3 separate regions of the Mus musculus genome follow, and regions 2 and 3 are each linked to region 1. Evidence: chromatin loops called from intact Hi-C (ENCODE). Cell type or tissue: heart. All regions are shown on one strand.

Region 1 (8,000 bases):
CTATATAACAGGCAATCATAGGGAAGCTGCTTGGAGCATGGATGGAGACCTCCGTGTGGGGGATATATAACAGGCAATCGTAGGGAAGTTTCTACTGTTAAGTAATAAAGTCAAGGCAAATCAAGCACACGTGGGCTACTCTGCCTCATGTACACACTGAGATCAAGGAATCCCTAATCATCATTATCTTAACACATTTCTCAAGCAACTACTAAGTACCAAGCACTGTGCTGGTCTCTAGGAATGCAAGACTTACTTCATCAAGGGCTGTATAATGTATTCTCAAAACAGTTAACAAAGTTGTTGGCATATATTAGGTGCTCAGGAAAGCTTGGCTGAGGTAAGCTAATCTTATTCTGTAATATAACCATAGGCTAAAGACATTATAATGTGATTTTTTTTTAGTTACTTATCAGTATTACCCAGTTTATAATGTGATTAGGTGACTATTGCTTCTAAAGTCTTTAGGGGAAAATAATATTTTTTATCATATTTATAGTTTATCATATATTATAGTTCATCTAGTCATCTACCTATTATACTTACATATAGCGCTAATGCAATATATTCTTCTACTTAAAATTTTGATGTCACTTTTAACATATTTATTAAAACTGTTATTTCAGGATTTTATAAGGCTGGCCTCAAACTCCCTATGTAGCTGACTGTAGCCTGGAACTTCTGTTCCACCTACCTAGTGCTAGATTACATGGTACAAGCATGAACCACCAAACAGGGATTTCTGCAGTGCTAGGGATCAAACTCGTGGCTTTGTGCATGCTAGGCCAGTGCTCTAGACATCGGTTACATTTCTAGTCCTGATATTAATTTTTAATTTGTTTGCTTTGTTTTTGAGACAGGGTTTTGCTATGCAAAAAGCTTGCAAGCTTCTCAGCTTCCAGAATGCTGGGATTACAAGTGTGCATCATTGTAATTACCTTAGTTCGATGGTCTGTACTGTACAATTAAACAAAGGGAACCAGATAGCATGTTCATAATCTCAGCATTTGGGAAGCTAAGGCAGAAGAATTGTGAGTTTGAGGCCACCCTGGGCTTCTTAATGGCTTTGCTTTAAGAACAACAACAACAACAACAAACAAAACAAAACAAAAACTCTGTGTACTGAATTAGTGGTTCAAACTGTAAGCCAAGTACTTGGGTGGATTGTACACAGGAGGATTGTCTGTGAGTTTGACGCTGTCCAGAACAGCTTGCCTCAAACAAAGTAAAAAGAAACAAAACAATCTCCAACTCCAACAAAACAAAACAAAAAAACAAAAACAAACTGAGCAGCCAAGTCTGCAAACCCACCGATTCCCCCAAATAAGAAAACAAAAAGAATGGAGAGGAGATTGGAAAGTCTACATTAGATGACAGGAAACATGTACAGAGCTTATTTTTGAAGGCACAACTTTTTTCTACAGCCATTGTTTGGGCTTGCTCCTTTGAACATAACTGTAGCCATTTTGTATTCAGCCTTTTTGTTTGTTTGTTAGTTTGTGTTAGTTTGTTTTTTGAGACTGGGTTTCTCTGTGTAGCCCTGGCTGTCCTGGAACCCCACTCTGTAGACCAGGCTGGTCTTGAACTCAGAAATCTGCCTGCTTCTGCCTCTCAAGTGCTGGGATTAAAGGCATGTGCCACCACCGCCTGGCTTTGATAAACTATTTTTAACTGAGATTTTTGCTCATATGGTTTGTGTGGCTAATCTTGAACCCCCAACAGTTATAGAGTAAACTTTCTTGGAGTTATTCATAGCATCCATGAACTAACTGGTGGCATCTCCATTGCTAACATTACAATTATTCACTTATAACTCTCCTTTTCTCTGGGCAGTGGTGGCACACGCCTTTAATCGCAGCACTTGGGAGGCAGAGGCAGGTGGATTTCTGAGTTCGAGGCCAGCCTGGTCTACAGAGTGAGTTCCAGTCCAGCCAGGACTGCACAGAGAAACCCTGTCTCAAAAAACCAAAACCAAAACCAAACCAAAACAAAACAAAAAACCCAAAACCAAACACACACACACACACACACACACCCCAACTAACTCTCCTTTTCTTCCTGAGCTAAGTTCGAGAATGCACCATCCTTGTAGATGTATTGACTTGGGTAACTGGTTCTGGCCAGTGGAATTCCATCAGTGATCGTGTCTCTTCCAAAGTAAGTTTTTGAAAGCTCCCGGTTATTCTTCAGTTTCTTTCTTTCTCTGCTACAGAGAATGAATTACTGTGACTCAGGTGCATCGATGGCTATTCTTAGTTGTCCATTTGACTATATCTGGAACTAACAAAAACCAAAAATGGAGGGGTATTTGCTTAATTTGAAGTGGGAAGATCCACTTCTAATCTGGATCTTTGATCTGGGAAGAGGCCTCTTTAATCAGGGCCACAGCTTCTGCTGGAAGTCTTTGCAAGCACATGGAAGAAGGAAGTTTTTGTTCTTTGCCTGCTTGCTCTTGCATTGCTAGCAAAACCATTCCTTCACTGGCATTGGAGACCACGTCTTTGGGATTCCTGCGTATACTACGGACTAGCTAAGATATCCCACCCTGTGGACTGAACTACTAGACTCTTGGACAGTCCATTTATAGGCAGCCATTATTGGGTTAGCTGGACTATAGCCATAGTGAGTATAATAAATTCCATTTCTCTCTAGAGAGAGATTCATTCTATAAGTCCTGTTACTCTAGAGGTCCCTGACTAACACAAGGGCTACAGCTAAGAGATTGAGGTCTCTGTCAATCTGGTTTCCAGAGAGACTGGAACAGTGATTTTGATTCTAATTAATCACTAAGGATGAGCAGGCGATAAACCTGTGTTGTATTGAATCTAAAGGTTTTAGAAATATTTCTTACCAAATGGCAGAACATAACTTTCCTGTTTAAGCCAATCTAGGATGATCCATTCCAAGTTTTTTGGTTTTCTTCCAGACAGGGTTTCTCTGTGTAGCCCTGGTTGTTCTGGAACTCACTCTGTAGACCAGGCTGTCCTTGAACTCACAGAGATCCATCTGTCTATGCCTCCTGAGTGCTTGGATTAAAGGTGTGGGCCACCGCAGACTGGTCTCATGCCAGTGAAGAGGTAAAATAGATGAAGTCACACTGATTTGTTAGAAGTATCTTTGTACTAAAGGATTTTTAGCCCAAAGTCTAACTTTTTAAATAATTTTTAATCTAAATATCCCATACGTTTTCTTCTTTAAAGACAATCCTACTGTGACCCTTTAAATAGGATATTAGATTTACCTGTATCTTCTGTGCTCCCTATAAATGACGGCCTTCCTTAACACTGATTGACTGGCTTCAAGCAGTTACACATCACGATTTCCAGAAGCGTTTGAACTAGAGCAAAGAGTTCTCAATTATGAACATTCCGCTTTGATGGAAGGTCAGTGTTTCTGCTCCAGACTACCCGTCTCCAGAGGATGGAGGAACACAACACTCGGGGTTATTTTGGCTTTGATTCACATCCCGGGAAAAGTTTAACCTTGGGCTTTTTAAATTGCTAGAGTGGACAGTAAGTGTGAGCACCAATCCTGGTTGGTCACATCTGGGATTAACAAAACACCAAACAACTGAGCACACTCGTGAATGTTTTCTTGATTGGATCATTCAAGCCTTGAAGTCCCATCTGAACTCTTTGCCACACCTTCTGTGGTAGCATACAAAAAAGGAAGGGGTGAGTAGAAAGCTTTCGCCAGCAAGATCTGATGCTGAGACATTACTTTACTGATATTAAAAAACACTTCTTTGGATTCCAACATAGGCCAACGACCCGCTGACACAGCCAGCACCAAGGGCTTAAAACTACTAGGTTCTTCACCTTGTAGTTTGGAGACAGTACTGTTGGCTTAGACCACAGCCTGTAAGCCACTCTAATACCCACCCCACCTCTCTCTATATTGCATATACTTAATATCCCCCCTCTCTATATGCTGAATATATTTAATATATATGCATTCTATTAGTTGTTTCTATAGAAAACCCCGAATAATACAATAAGTAAGAAAATTTTAAGCCACAGAAAAGGAATTCCATAATAACGTTACTGGAAGCTATAAGCCACCTCGCCCAATTTCAGTGCAGTGCAAATTAAGTGCCTTCCCATTTATCATCTGCTATTCTTGATTATCCTTTCAAGAGACCATGACCAATGAAACATTTTGAAGTTAGGGAACTTTTTTTCCTACGTGTTACTTAAAAGTTAAATGCAGGAATTACCGAGTGACAACTTGCAGGCTATTTTTTTGGGTAGTGGTGGTGGTAATGACAACTATCTATGGCTACTTATATTTTCAAATTCAGAACACTGAAAGCGTCAAGGAGGTCGATATAAAGAGTAGCAAGGAGATCATTAGGGACGTACTAACAAGCGCCTATTTCCAGAGTTGAAGGTCACTTTCCTTAGATCTTGCTGGCTTTGTATGCCTTAGAGATCCAAAGTCCGGAAAGTTCTGCAGCAGAAACCCTGAGGATTTACTTGGGCTGGGATGACTACGAGGACGAGGACGAAGTCAGGGGCTGGAAGCCCAAATCGAAACCTCAGCAGCGGGAGGGAAGGCGCAACCTGTGGGCTCAGACAGGCCCAGAAAGGCTCCAGGACGGGGGAAACAGACAGAAAGAAGACGCCCAAGTCAGCAGGCGTTGGCTGGGGGCTGCGCCGGCGCTGGGGGCGTCTGGCGAGCTGTAGCCACGGGCGGGGGCGGAGCCAGGGCCAGGGTGTGGGCGTGGCCCGGCGGTCCGGGCCTGCACTAGGCACGCCCCTTCCCCTACGCCAGGGGCCTCCCCGCGCGGTGCGCGTCCGCGTCCCGCGCCTCCGCCTCCTCGCTCGCTCGCTCGCTCGCTCGCTCCTTCCCGCCCTCCCCGCAGCTCCGGCCGAGCCGGCTCCCCCCTCCCCAGTCTCTCATGAATATTGAGCGGCCCCTGTTGTATTTCCCGAGCTCCATTGCGGAAGCCGAGACTCGCCATATTGTGCGGCGGCGCCGGCGGTTGATTCTCGAGTCTCGCTCCGGCCACTGCCAGCGCACCCCCGGGCTGGGGCAGGAGCCGGTGAGCTAGGCAGGGAGGGGGATGGCGACGTCTGCGAGGGCGGCGGGCTGGGGCAGGGGCACCCGGAACGGGCCGCGGCCCGAGCGGCGGCGGGGCTGGGGGTGTGTGTGTGTGTGTGTGTCCGCGGCCGCGAGGGGCCGTGAGGCGATGGCGCCGCCGCCCCCGGCCGTTCGCTCCGCCGCTCGCGGCCCGCCCGGGAGGGCTCATTGTTCGCGGCCCGTGAGCACCGGGCTGGCGAAGCGTCCGGAGCCCTTCGGGGAAGCGCACCCGCGCGGCCCTGGGCTTACGGCGGCCGGGGCCTCGAGGGCGGCACCGGAGCGCTGGGAGAACTTAGCCCTGGGCTTGCTCGCGGGGCCCGGAGGTCGGCGCCGTGGGGGCGGGGAGGGGCGCTCCGGGCCGACAGCTCTCCTTTGGGACCTGGCACCGGGGTGGGCTCGGGATCCCCTCTCGGCCCCACATTCCTGGAGAGCCGCCGCCTGCCCCGGAGTATCTGTTGCCGCCTCCGCGAGCCACGGGCTCACCCTGGAGGCGGTGTTGGGGGAGGGGGCGACTCCGTGGGTTCGAGCTGCTTCGCGTTTTGACCCCGGGCTGTGTTTGCCGAAATCCTTGGTCCACTCCCTCTGCCTGTCGGCTCCCGAGTCCCGGCCCTTGTTAGAATCGTTTCCTCGCTTCAGAAGTCGCCTTCATACTCGCAGAGATATTGTTGTTGGTTTAAAAAAAAAAAAAAAAAAAAAGGTCGGTCTTGGAAACTTTGAGGTTCCTTTCTTTGCTTTTGCCCACCGGAACAGATTACCGATTCATGTCCCCGAAGCCCCGTTGGGTGTCTTTTTAAAGAAGCTGTCGGAAGTTTGTATGCCTTGTGACTTGTTGTGGAAATGTCAGACTTTCTACACGGTGTGTGAAAAAGCTTAGCTAGGCTTTTAAGTATTTGGTATGCGGTTATTTCTTTTGAAATAAAAAAAAAGGAAGGCATAGTGTCAAGTAATTTAAGCCATATTTTAATTAAAAGTACCATAAGTCATTTGCATTCAATTATTTTTTGATAGTTTCGAGATAATCAACTGGAGTACTTAGTGGAATTGGTATCTAATTATTTGTAATTGTTGAATATTTTAATAAAGCAAATGTCGGGTTTTGAGATTTATTTTATTTTTATTTATTTACTTTTGCAAGCGACCCATTCAGTATTTTGAGATTTATTTTATTTTTATTTATTTACTTTTGCCAGCGACCCATTCAGTATTGTCCAGGCAAGCTGGCCTCATACTCGATACTGAGTTTAAGGCAATCCTCCTGTCTCAGCTTCCCTGGTGACAAGATTATAGACATTCAACACAGCTGTCTTACATTTTGTGTCTTAAGTTGAACTTTTAACCTCTGATTTATAAAGAACTTAAACGGCAACAATATTACTCCTGGATATACCTCTTTGCCCTCTAAAATCTCTACTTGCTACAATCAACAGGTATCCTTTTTTAAAGACTTGATGGTAACATCTAATCTATTTAGTAAAATAACTGATAAATATATAACACTCCAGTTGTTAGGTATCACACCAAATATGGGTTTTTACTTTCTCCAAGTTTACTTATTTCTCTAAATCCCTCGTGTGGAAGGGACAGGGCAGTAGTTCAGATGAAGACTAAGTTGTAGACTTTAGACACATAGCTGACTTAGCTTTAGGAGTAGAGACAGGCCATCCTGGGCTACACAAAGAGCAGAGTGGGCTATGAGACTGTCTCACAAGCACAGACAAGGCAAAATCCAAGCCTCTAAAAGGAGACTTTATGATAGCCTTTATATTTGAAAAATAAGATAATGGTCCTCTAATGTGCTGCACAGAAAGCTTTCAGTTAGAACAAATAGTGTAACAGACACTACAGACATACAAAATACTGGAACTTTAGTGGGCTTTGTTATTTATTTAGTTTTGTTTTCTCTGTGGCTCATTTAAGACAGTGCCCAGGTAGAGTACACAGAAATGTAGACTTAAGTCATGTTTGGAATTTCATTAGTCTATTACTGATCTTAGGTTTTTGATGTCAGGACTGCCCAACCTCCTGCCTTGGCCACATAGGTTCCAGGATAGCTAAGAATGGCAACCCAGCAGCATGTCTGTAGATGACAGTGTCTTGTCACAGTGTCAGCTGGATGTGGTGGCACCTGACTTTAATTCCAGCACTTGAGAGGCAGAGGAAGTTTCCGAGTTCTAGGCCAGCTTGGAACTACATAGAGACCCAACCCCACCCGTCATCCCCCAACATACTCCCCCTAAAGGTTGAACACTCTGGACCTGATTCTGTGAGTCTTCGGTATTTCCTCTGTGGGTGTGTGGAGTAGAAATATAAGTTGTGATTTCACATAGATACTTTGAATTTGTAATGAGACCCATAGTGTTTAATTAGAAATTAGCTTTAGTGTGTCAGGAGCTAGCTAGGTAATCATAATGAGTACCTGATTGTAGATGCTAAGAAGGTGGGTGGCCCATTACCAGTTTTGTCCTGAGTAGAAAAACTCCAAAAGAGTTGGCCATGTACTCAATTCTTTTTTAAAGCTTTGTGGGCGTTTGGCAGCTGAAGTGGACTCGTGGATGAGGCTGGTAGTGTGTCCTATTGAGCTGAGCTGCAGTGTGCTACCAGCAATTCCAAGAAAAATGTCTGTTGCCTGCCTTCACACCTCTGAGATTGAATTGCTTCTGTATAACTGCCATTTACTCTAATAGTGAAAAGTTACTTTAAAAGTTAATTTCAGATTGAAATGTCTAGTGAAGGCACACTAAGGGGCAGATTTTAAAAGTCTTAAGAATTTCTATCGATTACTTTCAGCAGATGAGTTGCTTATTTGTAGAGTGGAGCTATTTATTTATTTATTTATTTATTTGAGACAGGATCTCACTATGTAGTCCTGGCTTGCCTGGATCTCCTAGAGATCCAGTTGCCTTTGTTCGCCTCCTAAG
Region 2 (8,000 bases), 51 kb before region 1:
CTCATGGGTCCAAGGTCTGGTTGCAGCGAATGGGCTTTTAGGTCCTGAGAACCCCGTGATGGGTTCATAATATGATCATTGTCTTGGGAGGTAGAGCTAGAAGCAGGAAGTCACTAGAAGCCTTGGAAGTATACCTTAGAGCCCTCTCTTCTGCCCTCTTAGTCTGATGAGATGACACATTTGGTTCTACAGCATGCTTCCCACAGTGGTATTCAGCCCCACGTCAGGTCTACAGCAATGGAGCTAGCTGACCATGACCTGAAGCCTCTGAAACATGAGCCAAAATCAAACATCTTAGTTTAGTTTTGTTTTATCATTTTTTGGGGGGTTTTTTGAGACAGGGTTTCTCAGTACACCCCTGGCTGTCCTGGAACTCACTTTGTAGACCAGGCTGGCCTCAAACTCAGAAATCTGCCTGCCTCTGCCTCCCAAGTGCTGGGATTAAAGGCGTGCGCCACCACGCCCGGTTTAAAACATTTTAGATAAGAGGAAAAATCTGACGAACACTAGATGATAAGCTGATCAAGAAAAAATACAAAATGAAATTAGATAGATAGATAGATAGATAGATAGATAGATAGATAGATAGAGGAAGGATGTGCAAAAATGTTTTGTTTTGTTTTGTTTTGATTTGATTTGTTTTGTTTTGTTTTGTTTTGTTTTAATCAGGGAGGCAAACCAGCAACAGACAGGAAAGAGATTTCACTGAATTAAGGATGCTCATCACTGGAAACTTGAAAGGTAAGCTTCACACACAGAACAATTAAGGAACTGGAAATGTAGCTCAGTTGGTAGAGTGCTTGCCCAGCATGCACAAAGCCCTGGGATCCATCCCCAGCATCACATAATCGGGGTATGGTGGTACCTGCTTGTAATCCAAGCATCTGGGCAATATAGGCGAGAGGATATCAGAGGTTCAAAGGCAGTCCAGTTACATAGGAAATCAAGAACAGCTTGGCCTAGAGAGTCTGTCTTAAAAAAAAAAAAAAAAAAAAAAAAAAAAAGCTGGGCATGGTGGCTCACGCCTTTAATCCCAGCACTTGGGAGGCAGAGGCAGGTGGATCTCTGAGTTCAAGGCCAGCCTGGTCTACAAAGTGAGTTCCAGAACAACCAGGGCTATACAGAGAAACCCTGTCTCAAAAAACCAAAATAAATAAATAAATAAATGTTTTTTAAAAAAGGAAAAAAAGTCCAATACTACAGCCAGTACACTTACTTTATGCCCAGCCTATCGTCCTTGAACAATGTATTCAATAAGCTCTTCTTAAAAAGAACAGCTGGGGGGCTAGAGAGATGGCTCAGCAGGTAAAACCACTGGCTGCTCTTCCAGGGGTCCTGAGTTCAACTCACAACCATCCGTAATGAGATCTGACGCCCTCTTCTGGTGTGTCTGAACACAGCTACAGTGTACTTAGATTTAATAAATAAATCTTTAAACCAGAGCAAGTGGGTCTACCAAGATGGCTCAGCTGGTAAAGCACCCAGTGACCAATCTTTGATCCTTGGAGCCCATTTAGAGGTAGAGAGAGCAAGTTCCACAAAGTTGTCTTCTATATGTACACCATGATGTGTTTATCTTGCGTATCACGGGCACATGCATGCGCCACACACATGCATACACACACACAACACACACATACATACACATTGCATACATATACATACACACACATGTACTCTCACACAAATACACACATGTACGCATGCTCCTGTACACATACACACATGCATGCACACATACAAAGAGAAGCACTTAGATAACTTCATTTTTGCTGCATAAAATACAAATAAATAAAATCACCTAGCTGATTAATCTAGTATGAGAGTCAAGCAGAATAGATTTAAGGTTTTAGTATCAAACCATGTCTATTCACAGTACAAGATTCTCTGGTTATATCAAATACTGTTTCTCACTTTCAAATCAGTGTCAGTTTTAAAACAATTTATTCTCTCTAAAGCCTCCAAAAGTTAATCCATATTCCAGTGGCCTTTTGACCTTTTTTACTTTGTTTTTTGTTTTTGTTTTGTTTTGTTTTTTATCTTCTGGAGACTGGCTTGGATCAACATTAGTAGGAAATAACAAGCTACAGATTATTTATTTCACACCTCGTGGTACCCCCAACGAGAACGACAGCTTGTAACAACTAGACAAAGTAAATTATTGGAAGGTCAGATTATGATAAGGCCTTGCTAGCTAGATAATTAGCAGGTATGGGTCACCAGCCTGTCTGTCAAGGATACACTTAATAATGAGATAAGTAACACACTTTAGCATTCATGATGCCTTATAATTCCAGACAGGTGTTCTCCCTTAACCCTTACAGCCAGGCCACAAGGGGAGTCTAAACATCTCTATTTTCCTGTTTGGGACATTAGGCTGAAAGAAGTCAATAAAGGTCTCTACCCCAAATTAAGCACTAGAAAGCCAGGCAGAGTGGTACTCACCTGTAACTCCAGCATGTGGGATACTGAGGAAGGAACATTGTGATTGGAGGCCAGCCTGAGCTACTTAACAAGATAGAGGTTGGGGGCTGGCAAGAAGGCTGAGTTTTTTTTTTTTTTTTTTTTTTTTTGGTTTGTTGACAAGGCTCAGTCTTTATGCCAGGCCTGATAACCTGTGTTCAACCCTAGGACCCACACGGTAGATGGAGGGAACCAACTCAGACAAGCTGTCCTCTGACAACCAAATCCACACCATGTCAACATCTGTCCCCCACCAATGAATAAAAAAATGTTAATTAAAAGAAAAAAACTGCTTAAAGATCAAGGTCTGCCTGGGTTACATAATGTGACCTTGTCTCAAAATAAATAAATAATAATTAAGAAATGACAGAACTCTCCGGTCAGTGGTGGTGCACGCCTTTAATCCCAGCACTTGGGAGGCAGAGGCAGGCGAATTTCTGAGTTCGAGGCCAGCCTGGTCTACAGAGTGAGTTCCAGGACAGTCGGGGCTATATAGAGAAACCCTGCCTCTAAAAACCTAAATAAATAAATAATTAATTAATTAAAAATTTTTTTTTCAAAAACAAAAATCTCCAGGGGCTGGTGAGATGGCTCAGCGGTTAAGAGCACTGACTGCTCTTCTGAAGGTCCTGAGTTCAAATCCCAGCAACCACATGGTGGCTCACAACCACCACTAATGAATTCTGATGCCCTCTTCTGATGTGTCAGAAGACAGCTATTGTGTACTTATTTATGATAATAAAAACAAAAACAAAAACAAAAACAAAAATCTCCAAACAGGGGTAGTACGATGGATCAGTAGGAAAAGATGCTTGCTGCCAAGCCTAAAGACCTAAGTTTGATCTTCAGAATCCGCAGGGAAGGAAAGTACTGATTTCTCCAAGTTGTTCTGTGAGTTCCAGCTATGTGCCATGGCCCGTGCAAGTGTATACACACACACACAAACATACACAAATAACTGCAATAAAAAATGTTAATGCTTGACTTTTAATTAAAAAAAAAATCTCCAAATAGATACAGCCATAGTCTTTAGCAGAGTAGTGCTACCAACCTGTACTAAATAAATCCCAGAGACTGAATAGCTTTTTGATTTTCAGGCAAAGTCCCTGTGAGGTCCAGGCAGGCCTCAGATGTCCCAGTGTTCCATTCCTATCATATCCCACCATGCCCAGCTGGCTTAACTTTGTTATTGCTGTTGATTGTTTTCCTTCCTCCCTCCCTCCTTCCCTCCATCCCTCTATGATTCCGTCCTTCCTTTTTTCTTTCTTTCTTTCTTTCTTTCTTTCTTTCTTTCTTTCTTTCTTTCTTTCTTTGTTGTTGTTATTTTTCGAGACAGGGTTTCTCTGTATAGCCCTGGCTGTTCTGGAACTCACTCTGTAGACCAGGCTGACCTAGAACTCAGAGATCTGCCTGCCTCTGGGTCCTGAGTGCTGGGATCAAAAGTGTGAGCCACTACAGCCTGGCTTAATGTTTAATTTTCAAGACCCTGTGTTGCTATGTAGCACTGATGGCTGAGATCTCAATATGCAGACTAGGCCGTCTGGAACTCACGGGTGATCTTCCTGTCTCTGCCTCCTGAGTATTGTGGTCATAGATATTATGTGTCACTTCACTGGCTTTGGTTAATGCTTTTAGTGTAGATTTGAATCTGCGGTTAAAATGAAATATGTAAATGAATTACAATGACTTAATATAGCATCCCTTATTGAATTAGACTCTAGCACCAAGTGAGACAAGCAAAGGCTGCTAGGAAATCACTGATCTGGTCAATTGTTGGACGTCCCACAGTTTGCCATGAGATTGAGAATAATAATCATAGTGCTGTCTTAGAGTTTTACTGCTGTGAACAGATACCATGACCAAGGCTAGTCTTATAAAGGACATTTAATTGGGGCTGGCTTACAGGATCAGAGGTTCAGTTCATTATCATCAAGGCAGGAACATGGTAGCATCTAGGCAGGCATGGTACAGGAGGAGCTGAGAGTTCTACATTTTCATCTGAAGGCTGCCAGCAGAGTACTGACTTCCAAGCAGCTTGGATGAGAGTCTTAAACCCATCCCCACAGAGACACGCTTACTCCAACAAGGCCACACCTTCTAATAATACCACTCCCTGAGCCAAGCATATACAAACCATCATACTGACCTTGACTTATATTCTTTCTCAATCTCTCTCTCTCTCTCTCTCTCTCTCTCTCTCTCTCTCTCTCTCTCTCTCTCTCTCTTCCTCTTCCTCTCCCTCCCTCTCTCTCTCTCTCTGCCTGCCCAGAAAGTACAAGACCCCGGGCAAAAGCCCCAGCACTGAAGAGAGAGACATGTGCTGTAGATGATAAATGTTATTTGACCTTAACTTCCATGAAACCAATGTGAAAACAGCAATTCTTTCGAAACTTCTGGTAGCCACCCACTGCTCTGTTGGACTCTGTCAATAACATGCATTGTTGTGAATTCCCTAGAGAAAGAATCCCCATGGCTAGGGAAACAACTACCCTGCGCTGGGTGTTGCAGCCCAGGCCTGTAATCCCAATACTTGGAAGGCTAAAGCAGGTGGATTATGTGTTTAAGGCCAGCCTGGTGCTAATTTGAGAGTGTGCTGGCAAAGGCTGAAACCCAATAAACTCATTTCCAATGGAACACATCCTCCCTTGAGATCAGGGAGCTTTGGCCAGCTCCTGGCTGCCCAGTTCAAAGCTCCCCCTTTGAAGTTAGGATGGTGGTAGTTCTTTTGTTTTGGTTCTGTTGATGCTCTCTATACCTTCCTTTCACTTTCAATGAGGTCTCTGTTGGTTGTTTGCTTTGGGGGAGGTTACTAGCAACCAGTCGCCCAGAGATCCTGCTTGCCTTCTAGTCTCCATCCTGCAGTACACGTGTGAGTTTAATTTAGTGCCTGCTTTTCAGTCTAGACACACATTTGTCCCAGAACAACAGGTGACGTCGTCTCTACCTAGGAACATGCTTTTCCTAGACAGGCTTGCAGCTGAAAGCACAGGGTATTTTGGTGAAACGCTGTGTCGAAAGAGTTCTTGCCTGCGTGATGGGGGTGGGGTCACGGGAGAAGGAACGATGTATTTCTTCCTTAGCTTATCATAATTAGAGATATTTGTGTGAAAATAGGGTCTCTGTTGCTTAAGTGTTGCTCAGCTCCCGCTGACGGGTGCTCACTCCTAGGCAGCGTCCTTTGTGATATAATAGTTAGTTGCTGCGGAGATGATTACCCTGTCATGGAGAAAAGAGACTTATGAATTTAAATGAAGAGTGAACAGCAGGAGCAGAGGAAGCCAAGCACTTCATCTAATTTAATTTTCTCTTGCCTTTTTAATATACGTTACATCATAAAGTTGGATGTATCCGCTTAAATAACAGTTGCAAGACTGCTGGTGAATGATGTGGAAAGACATTTTAAACGGAAGGGCCAGCTAGAACACTGTCATCCCATGTGGAGGCAAGAATTGGTTCAAACACCAGATGACGATAAGTGCTTGCTATTGAGCCATGACCCAGTATTTAAATAAACAAGCCGTTTAGATAGTTCTGTTATTGTCCAACTTTTGATGAGTTGTTGAGGTGATGGAGGTGTTAGTCATCAAATAGGAAGCAAAAGTTGCTGTAGACACGGGGTTTTGAGTTTGGCACAACCCTACTACATCTACTCTCGATGGGGTGTGTTCTTGGGCAGGCCTGTTACTACACTCTGAACTTTAGTTTCCTTAATTCTAAAGTTTAGATAAGTTTGTGGGGTGTTTTCAAGACTACCAACGGATTTGAATGCCTATGGTTGTAGCTGTTCATAGTTATACCTACGTAACAGAAATATTATAAAATCCTAGTGAATTTGTGAAATTGTTTTTTCCCCCTTTTGTTTTTTTGAGACAGGGTTTCTCTGTTGTAGCCCTGGCTGTCCTGGAACTCACGCTATAAACCAGGCTGGCCTTGGACTCAGAGATTCACCTGCCTCTGCCTCCCAAGTGCTGGGATAAAGGCATTTGCCACCGCCACCTAGCTGAAATTGTATTTTTTATTCTTGTAGATGTCGATGTAGATCAGACAGACTTCCTTCCTATTGAGGATAATGGCTTCCAATCCAGAATTTTGATAGGCGGAGAAAGAGGAGCTGAGAGAGGCACACCAGCTTTTTAACTTCCTGGACTTTAACAGGCACACATGGCTTCTATTATAGATCACTGGCTTCCCCCACCCAAAGGGAGGCTCAGGGAAGAAGGAGTTATGACGTCATCGGTGAGTAGAAAGCCTCTGGTACATCACCACTACTCTGTCTACCAAGAATTTATGGTTTAACTGACGAGCCAGCTTGAACAGCAAAATCCAATCCAGGGTCAAGAACTCGTGTGATGACTTGATTGAGACCATTTTCATTTCCACCCAAAACGGGTATGGTGGCCAAAAGAGGGATACACTTGAAGCTAACTAGGGAAGCAAGATAGTACTTTTTGGACAGAGGTTGGCAGTGTATGTGACTGCTGGCTTCCTTACTGAAGCACAATCTCAGATTCAGCAGCCTTCGCAAACAAAGAAGCAGAGTGTCCTCTGCTTCACAATGTAAAAGCCACCACCCCCACCCTCACCCCAACTTTGTGTCTGATAAGACACAGAAGGGACAGTGACAACAACCTTCTTGTCTTTTTTTTTTTTTTTTTTATCACAGCTTGTTCATTATCCATCTCAGACCACTGACAACTCCCCAAGTACACCCCGCTGCAGTCAGACTCTGTTCCTTCGCCCGTTTGGCTCCTGCCTGGAATGTTCCATTCTCTGCTTTGCCTTCAAGGACTGAGACTCAAATCTCCTTACTTGAAACCAGCTCCTCCTCTCCGAAAGCACAGCATTTTGCTTGCGTGGTGCAGAGGAGTGATCATTGTGTTCATCTCTGCCAGAAAACTGTGGTCTCTGAGAGGTCACATACCACATACACTATGAAAGAAACATTTAAGGATCTGAAAATTCTTGATTCTCCTTTTCCTCTTGCAGACATTCTATTTGGCCTTAAAGTCCACAGAGTATTCTTATGTTAATTGTTAACAAAACATTCTATTCGCTACACTAGTACTCAAAGACTCAAGTTTGAAATCCTGATATAAATCTTGCCTTGGGGCTGATGAGTGATTAATAGTTACAGTACAACTTCATTCCTGGCATAAGACTAACTTTTAGTACATTATCCCTGCAGCACTTCCCACTTGAAATCTGCTTGGGAAACATGGTTTGGCCCTTTCTTCCTGAAAGCTGCCTTCTAAGCCTTTTTACCAGCACACGAGTCACCTCTTATTCTTTACGATAAAACTGCTTTCCACGGTCACCCCAAGCCAGCTGATAGCCAAGCACCCTGAATGATAGATATTTTCTTTGAGTGAAATCTAGTACTTCTCCTAGTGATTAGTGATATGTGCTGATGAAATAAATCTATATAGCCTGAGAGGGGGTGTGGTAGTGCATGCCTGTAATCCCAATTTTTTAAAAATTTTTAAAATTTTTTATTTTTGGTTTTTCGAGACAGGGTTTCTCTGTATAGCCCTGACTGT
Region 3 (8,000 bases), 250 kb before region 1:
GTTTTCCTAAAGGACATCCCTTACAGCCAGACACAACATCTTTTTCCTCTTTACCTATGTGCATTGTCAACTGCTACCAGAACCAAAGTAAACTGCTTACACACACAGTTTCATGATCTGCTTTCAATTTCTTACCTACTCAATAAATTGATTCCATACGAATCGCCAACAGGAATGCCCTGCTAGCTTACATTTGTCCTGCTTTTTTCAAAAAGCTTTATTTAAAAATATACATTAGTAATTCAGGTTTCAAAACTTCCCAGTTACCTGTGTATAGTTAGTTCGTATAAGCGGTATGCACAGATAGCTTCATACTTACCATATAGTTGCCATAAGCATGATCAAACATTTCCAGGACTTGATTTCTAATTGTGAAAAAACAGAGAGGGAGAAAAGTTATTGTATATTCTATCTACTGCACTTCAGGAACATAATTCTCCCTCATAAAAACACACTAATAAAAACATAAAACAAGCTAGGATACCACAAAGAGAGTAGAGTAATAAGCCTTTCTTACCTCACCACAAGGAACTGGGCCAGGATTTTACTAGTCCTAGACCTGGCAATTTATATAAAACTTCTGGGTTTTTTTTTTTTTTCCTAAGAAAACTATTGAATGATCCATGTCAGAATGGCAGAGAAGGAAAGCAAGTCTTGAAAAAACCACTACCGCTATTAACATTATTATGTAACTTACTCTTGGAGTGGAGCGTTTCTAGACAACTCAAAGCAATAGTTATTAGCACCATTTACTGCTTAGTCTGTAGAGTCTACTAAGGGCAGTAGGGAGGTGGGGGATACTACTATGAAATAAAAACATTTTCTCAAGCCTTTGCCTTGCCCAGTAAGCTGAGTGAAACCACTCATGCCTAGCTAAATACATACCATATTTGTCTCGTTTCCAAAAGATACACTTTCTAATGTACTCTGATCTCTCAAGAGCACTCTCAAAAAATAGAATTCACTTCAAAAGGAAAAATTCTAAGGCTCAGAAGGGAGTTAGAAGGGAGACTTCTAGCTCTCAGGTTAGGGCCGAGGCTGGTCCTTAAACAGGAAGCAGAGAAGGGAGGGAGAAAAGAGGAGAGAGAGACTTGTATCAACTTCCAATACAGCTGTTTGAAATGGAGGTTTTAGGTGCCCAAACCAGAGTCTCAGAAACTGAGAAATAAGTCTTACAATGAAGTGTTATTACAAAAGCTAACGTGAGAGCCAGACGGGGCCAAATCCAATAACTAGCAAAGGAAAACACTGAAGCAAGTCTTCCACTAACACTTCTCTTCCCAAAGTTCCAGATCCTAAAATCAGGGATAGAAAAGGTAGTAAAGACAGTGACTGGCTATATTTTCCCCTTCCTATTATACTACACTGTCATCTTCAGAACAATGAAAGATGACTGTTGATAACAGTGAAGCTTACAGGCAGAAAAGATCTAATATCCAGATCCTGGCTGCAATGACCAGCAAGGTCAAGTATCCTTCATTTTGATGACCTAGATAAGTCCTGGCAACTTTTATGACTATTTTAAAACACTTACCCATTAAAAACAAGACCTTGGTGGCAAGATGGTTCGTTGGGTAAAGGCACTTGCCGCAGAGCCTGCCAATCTGAGTTTGATCCCAAGAACCCACGTGGTGGAGAGAGATAACCAATTCCTGCATGTTGTTCTGTGACTCCACGTGTCATGGCACGCTTGCACACTGGCAAATGTAGTTTTAAAATTCTTCCTGGGACTGGAGAGATGGCTCAGCGGTTAGGAGCACTGACTGCTCTTCCAGAGGTCCTGAGTTCAATTCCCAGCAACCACATGGTGGCTCTAAAATATCTGTAATGGGATCTGATGCCCTCTTCTGGTGTTTCTGAAGACAGGCAGTATATTCATATATATAAAATAAATAAAATCATTCTAAAAAAATCTTCCTACTATTGTGTTAAAATATTGTACATTTACACAGATCCAGAGAATTTCAGAATATTAAGCATTATCTTAGAGAATTCCTCATCTTGCAAATGATAACAATCTTTCAAACATCTTTGAAGTCAAGGCCGCACAAAACCTGCAAGCACTAACATAAAAACAGGATATACTAACTTTTCCTTCTCTGAAGTAGAATAAGTGTTTGATTAATATCAAGAAGGGAAATCTCTTGTCTCTGGAAATGCTACAGCCTAGAGGTGGATCACAGGTTTTAAAACCTCTAACTTGCTAACTCAACTTTGAGAGCTGTCAATTTTCCAAATTATGAGTAAATTATGATTGCATACGAGGGCACACTTTCATCTCTGCAACAACCAGCAAGTCCCATGACATCAACTTCAAAGTGGACCTAGCTACAGAAAGACACAGTGACTGTATTCAACTGTTAAAAAGTCTCTATGGTTTTATATCAACTTAGTAACTGTATAAGACATATTGGAAATCTGATCCTCCCCATTTAAAAATTTTTCATTCCAAAATAATTTCTAAAAATGGTTTTCTAAAGTCACCCTGCCTCCCAACATCAATAAAGCACTGATTTATATTCTCTGTTAACTAAAAATATTAGCAAGATCACTTATCCTGAAAAATATTTTCCCTGAAAGACTACATATGATCAGATATTTGAGTGTAAGCAACTGAGCAGCTGTTCACAATTCCAGTGGGGGGTGGAAAGTGGGGGGAGGGGTGGAGGGTGGAATGGGAGGGTTGGAGGGGGGTGGGGTGGAGAGGGCGGGCGCAGGGGGTACAGCTTGGTTTTTTTGAGACTGAACCTGGGGCTGGCAAGTCAATGACTCATATAGAAATTTTAATAAGAATGTCAAAGAAAATATTTGCAGCCATAATAGAAATACTTCCCCTCCCCCAAATCTTAAGGAAGTACAGCACTGTACAGACTGTGAACTGTGAGATCAGACATAGGTTAAAAATATAAATGTAACCAAAAACCACAAACCTGACCCGCTTTGAGACTCTGAGCAAGTTAACCCTGAATCTCAATGTCCTCATTTGCACAGTGGAGATAGCATCCACCTCGCGATGGAATAACAGTTTTAGAGATGGCATGAGTTAAATGCCAACAAAGTGGGAACATCATTAAAATGTCACAAAATAATACATTAAACTTATAAAGGAAAAGGCAAGAGTCTAGAATTCACTGGTAATTTTGTTTGAATAGATAACACTTCATCTTCTTTTACTCACATTTTTATTTGCTCTGTGATTTAAAAATTAGTATAGTTCTTTTGCAATGGCGGAAGTAAAGAAGTATCTACGTCAGAACCTAATGGCTCCACCTCCCTTTGTGGGATAAGTTACCTGTTATTTTTTCCTGAGTTCAGGCAACTATTTTTTCTTATAAAATAATATGCTTTCTATTTATATATTAACCTACAACTTGCTTTAGTACAGAACTCTTTCTAAATGTATGACACCCCCCCCCAGCCTGTTCTGTTCTGTCAAAATGCACCCCTTTATACACTTATCTCTAATTGTGTCTTTACTTCTGTAGGATAGATTCTCCAGAGAAAGAAATGAATCAAAGAGCAAGCACAATTTAAAATTCTGGAGTTGGTGTCAATAAGTCACGTGGTTTACATCCCCACCAGTTTTCTCACCTCTTCACTAATCAGCAGTGCATTCTAGTGTTCTGTGCTAACCTACCAGACAAGCAAAACCCACCCACTTCACTGTTTTAATAAGCATCTTTCGCAGTCAACTCGCCGTGCTACTGACAGGCACACATTTCCTCTCCTCTCACTTAACTTCACGGTTTTGCCAAAATCCAGAGATTCTCCACTTCGTTCTTAGTCACTTGTGCCACTTCGGATGTATTCGAATTACTGGATTAAATGCTATAAATAGTGTTTTGGAACACTTTTAAGCCTCATAAAACTACTCTAAGGGGGTACACTTAATCGAGGCCTCTGAATAGCATCAAATCGCCTGCTCTAGCTCACAAGTGCCATTTAGGAAAGAAAACACAGCAAGGGGGATAGTGAAGTCTGAAAAGTTCAAGTTCCGGTGAACGCCCCTTTTCCTTTAACAGGTGTAAGCACCGCAACATTTTCCCGCTGGGAGCTCACTTGGGTGAGACATCCAACCCTGCCTCCGCCACCCAGGCGGTAGCCCCTCCACCAGCCCCTGACATGGCAGAGGCGCTGACACAACACTACATATGTCACAGGCTGCCCAGGAGACACTCGACAGCCCCCGAGGTCACATCCCGGGGATCAGCTCCCATCGTCCTGGACCCCGTCCACCGCACCGAGGTCCTCCAGCCTCACCAGCTGTTACAGTCACCACAGAAAAAGTCCACAGTGCGCCGGGGGCGCAATGACAGGCACCTCCACTGCTGGCAGCCGCGCGAGGAAACCCACCCGGACAGCCACGCACCCTTACCCAAGCTTCTGCTTCTCTTCCCTACTCATGGGCGCGGCCCCTGCCGTGCACACGGACGTGGCCAACACCAGACAGAGCGCGGCCGTCGCTGCCACCAGGCTCCATGACGCTCGCTGGGGGACCCGGCACCCACAGCCCCGGCAGCCGCCGGCTTTGCTCATGGCCCCGCGGTTCCGCGCACGCGCAGCTGCTACACCGGCACGGTGGGCCACATTGCGGGCTGCCGGCGGCGAGGAGGCTGCGAGCCGTGTCGAGGGCGGACTGTGGAGTGAGGCTGGCGGCCGCCGGCGCCAAACTGTTTGCCGAAGTCACCGAGCCGGTCCCCCAGCGCCAGCGCTGCCACCACCCTCCGCCCTCCACGGCTCGGAGCACCGCCCCCAGCTTTCCGGTGTCGTAGTCTAGGAAACCGCCTCTCCAAGGCTACTTCCGGGTAGAGCCGAAGTGAGATAGCCTCGGGACCAATGGAGACAGCCTCGGAGAGGGGCTGGCCGCAGCTACAGGACCTAGCATTGGCCCAGAGAAGCGGGACGTGGACAAAAGGCGGGACTGGGCAGGGAGCTGTCCCTTCGATCCACCTCCGACCCCAGGAGTTGCCACCTAGGAACTACTAGTCCCAAGGTGCACCGCTTCCTCCAGCTTGACTACAGACCTACGCGCAGGCGCCTTGCTAGATTTCTGCCTAGTAGCGCCCTGCGTTCTGGGACTTGTAGTCCTATTCTGTAAAGGCCACGCAGGTTCCAGGCGTTCTGTGTTCCGCAAGACCTTTGGCCAACCCTACCTCGTCGGTGGGCTGCCCAGTCCTTGAGACTCGTGAGTGCTTTGCCATTCTCTTCCTGAAGATTTTTTTTTTTTCCTGAGAGCTGACAGAATGAGACTTGCCCCCAGGTCGGTACCGAATGCCTGGGTGAACAGTGAAAATATTCTTCTGCCCTCGAGAAAATGACAACAAAACAAAACAAAACAAAAACTAGGAAATGAACAACAGCTAAATGACTCGAACCTTTGACGACCATGTGAGAGTTTTACTTTCATTAGCGCATATACACAACTCTAATATGTATATATCGTCCTTCTACTTTTGCACACGTAGCTTGAACTTTTGCACAAAGGCTTGGAAGAAGTTAGCAAACACTAATCTAACTCCTGAATTACTCCTCTAATTCAGTACCCCAGCAACTAAGCAGGACACTCAAAATGAAGGAGGCCAAGCAAAGCTAAGAACGTGATTAATAATAGTTATCTTAAAAGCCCATGAAGGAAAGAAGTGTACAATGCAAAAGTGATTTTTTTTTTTTAATTTAGTGAAGACTAGATGTTGTAATGAGTTGCAATGGCTGATTGGCAGGCTAACTGTGGGTAAAATGACAGGTGGGTTTCTCTTGCAAAAGCACATGTCTTTCTTTTGTGCCACTTCAGCAGGTGGCGGCAGAGTTGAGGAGCTTGGATGTGACCTCTGTGGCCACAGTAAATTTCGTATTTGTCCGTTCAGCAATATCGAGCTATCTGAAACCTCTTGCTTTTAATGCCTCACCACTTAAGTCTTATCTCTCTGACCATCCGGGTTACAAAATAACCTTTCTTCCTTCTCTCCTCTTTCAAAAACGCAGGTGTTTCCTGAAGGTTCTGTTTCGACTCCTTTGCTTCTTTGTACTCTCCGGGTTTCGCTTTAGTGATTTCTGACACGGATTAAGTCACCTTGTTGCTCGGATTGATTTCTAGATTTATATCTGTCCTGATCATTGGCCTTACATTCAATTTCCTTTCTGTCTGGTCCAAGAGAAACTCAAGTGTAAAATTATTTAATGCTTCAGACCTGTTTACTCACCCTCTTCTTTCCTAGTGTCCAACCAGTGGGTAAATCACCCAGATCCTTATCGCTACTATCTTTCAGACCATTGCCTTTCTAGTCCACATTTTCCTAGTTCCAGCTCTCATTATCTCTTTGCTGAACAGTTGCAACGTCCTAGTCTCCTCTACACTGCCACAGAGTAAGCTTCGATTTGCAAACCCTCTGAATTCCTCCTCCCTCTGCCTTCGATCTGCCCCTGCCCTCAAGTTCTATTCGACTACGAAGTAAATTCTCACACTCTTTTCCTTTCTTTATCTTTGCTCTTCTATCTCCTCTGTTATTCTGTAATCTTTGCCCCACGCCCACAAACCATTAAGACTTGGCTTAGATTCCATCACCACAAAACAGTTCTAAACCTTGCAGAAAGTGTTCAAACCACTCTCCTTCCTGTTCTTCCACAGTACTCTGTGTCTCTATTAGTGCATTTTTACATCCACTAGATTTTGATCGTTTGAGGGGTATTAACCAGCTTGTTTCTAAATAACCAGATTATTCTAAAAGGCCTAGTGCTGTGTCTCCCCCACTAGACATGTTCAAGAAGTGTTGATTTCTTATTCCTTCAGTTTCCTCACTATAAAGTGAGAATAATATGACCTTTCCCTGTAATCATATGAATACTGTACACATGAGCTCATTTCTGAATGATGTTTATCCCTTTTACAAACCTGCAATCCTGCATTGCTGCCATCCCGGATCCTTGTTGGCAGCCTTAATGACGAAGTTAGCTAAGTAAATAAATACCTTTGAGTTGGTGTGGATGTGGCATAGAGAACAGGACAAGCCAAAGTTCAACACCAATCAGCTAGTATTTGAAAACGAAGAACAAAGACAGTAGAAAAATACCTAATGACTTTCAGATGTATTTTCAAGTCAGTTATTTGAAGGAACTTATTGGCAATAACTAGGTTGATTTTAATATTATGATCGTTATCATTATTACTATTTATTATTAGACTTCTTGATGTTCTAATCATAAAGACTTCTGAGTCTTTGGGTCTCAATAAGACAGTAGTGATCTTGTTAAAGAAACAACGAACTGAAAAGGAAGTCCTGGCCTCAGTGTTTATCTTTCTGCATTTTTGCTTGTCTCCCAGCTAACACTGAAGTTTTAAAGGCTGTCATAAGTAGGCAGGACACCTTCCTTGTTGACTCCCTGAATAATAAGCGTCTTTTCCTCCCCACTGTGATTCAACTTCTAGCCAATAGTTGAGTCCATGTTTCACTAACCTCTGCAAAATCCGAAATAGGAAAATCTGGTGTGACCTAAAAGGAATTGGGAGTTAACATTTCTAAGCTGGAGATTCATATTCAGTATGGAAACACATTCACAAAAGTACATTTCAAAGTAGATCCCATTTTAACCCATTAATGGGAATAGGAATTATTAGCTAATTGCCAATTTATGGACTCCTGGGAAATTTTTCATTTGTTAGTTTTCAAACTTATACATGAGTAATCTTTTTAAATGATATGGAAGTTAATTTGGAGAGCTTGGAGTTGTACAGAAAAAAAAAAAAACCAATATTAGTGGAAAGCACCCAAGGGGAATAAGAGAGACGGGCTTTTTAAAGAATGTAAAACAGTTTTTTAGATGTGTAGAGCCCATTAAAATTAATAAGGGCAGTTTATAAAGTGGTGCCCTTTAACTGGCTAAGAGTTTGTTTACACAGCCTTGTATCTTACGCAAATATATATGTTCCCTTTCCTGCCTGGATGTGTCAGAGGCTACGAAGGATTGTGGGTAGAAAACATATGGACACCAGGGAGAGGCTCCAC

The links. Peaks named below come from ENCODE experiments on the same cell type or tissue, not always from the same donor. Only the 100,000 strongest peaks of a DNase experiment are listed, where the experiment ranks them.
Region 2: it touches region 1 in a loop (2.2-fold over the local background); 3 of 42 quality-filtered maps call a loop at or near these places.
Region 3: a loop joins it to region 1, with 2.6 times the contacts of the local background. A loop is called at or near these places in 3 of 42 quality-filtered maps.

Annotation. Positions count from the first base shown.
Region 1 is chr1:151,497,763-151,505,762 of GRCm38, reverse strand. Rnf2 (ring finger protein 2) reads left to right here and starts at 4,772. Exons shown (of 7, transcript NM_011277.3): 1 at 4,772-5,044. In heart, no CTCF peak of the experiment used is centred here; DNase peaks (open chromatin) are centred at 4,812 and 5,472; H3K4me3 peaks cover 2,851 bases; H3K27ac peaks cover 1,911 bases.
Region 2 is chr1:151,548,667-151,556,666 of GRCm38, reverse strand. No RefSeq gene overlaps it. Among named protein-coding and RNA genes, the nearest start is that of Niban1, 19 kb to the left of the region's middle. In heart, a CTCF peak has its summit at 3,111 (motif pointing left); no DNase peak of the experiment used is centred here.
Region 3 is chr1:151,752,103-151,760,102 of GRCm38, reverse strand. It overlaps Edem3 (ER degradation enhancer, mannosidase alpha-like 3), which reads right to left and starts at 4,729. Exons shown (of 20, transcript NM_001039644.2): 1 at 4,376-4,729; 2 at 320-365. The coding sequence starts at 4,536. 2810414N06Rik (RIKEN cDNA 2810414N06 gene) reads left to right here and starts at 5,085. Exons shown (of 2, transcript NR_151475.1): 1 at 5,085-5,260. In heart, no CTCF peak of the experiment used is centred here; a DNase peak (open chromatin) is centred at 4,892; H3K4me3 peaks cover 2,731 bases; H3K27ac peaks cover 1,734 bases.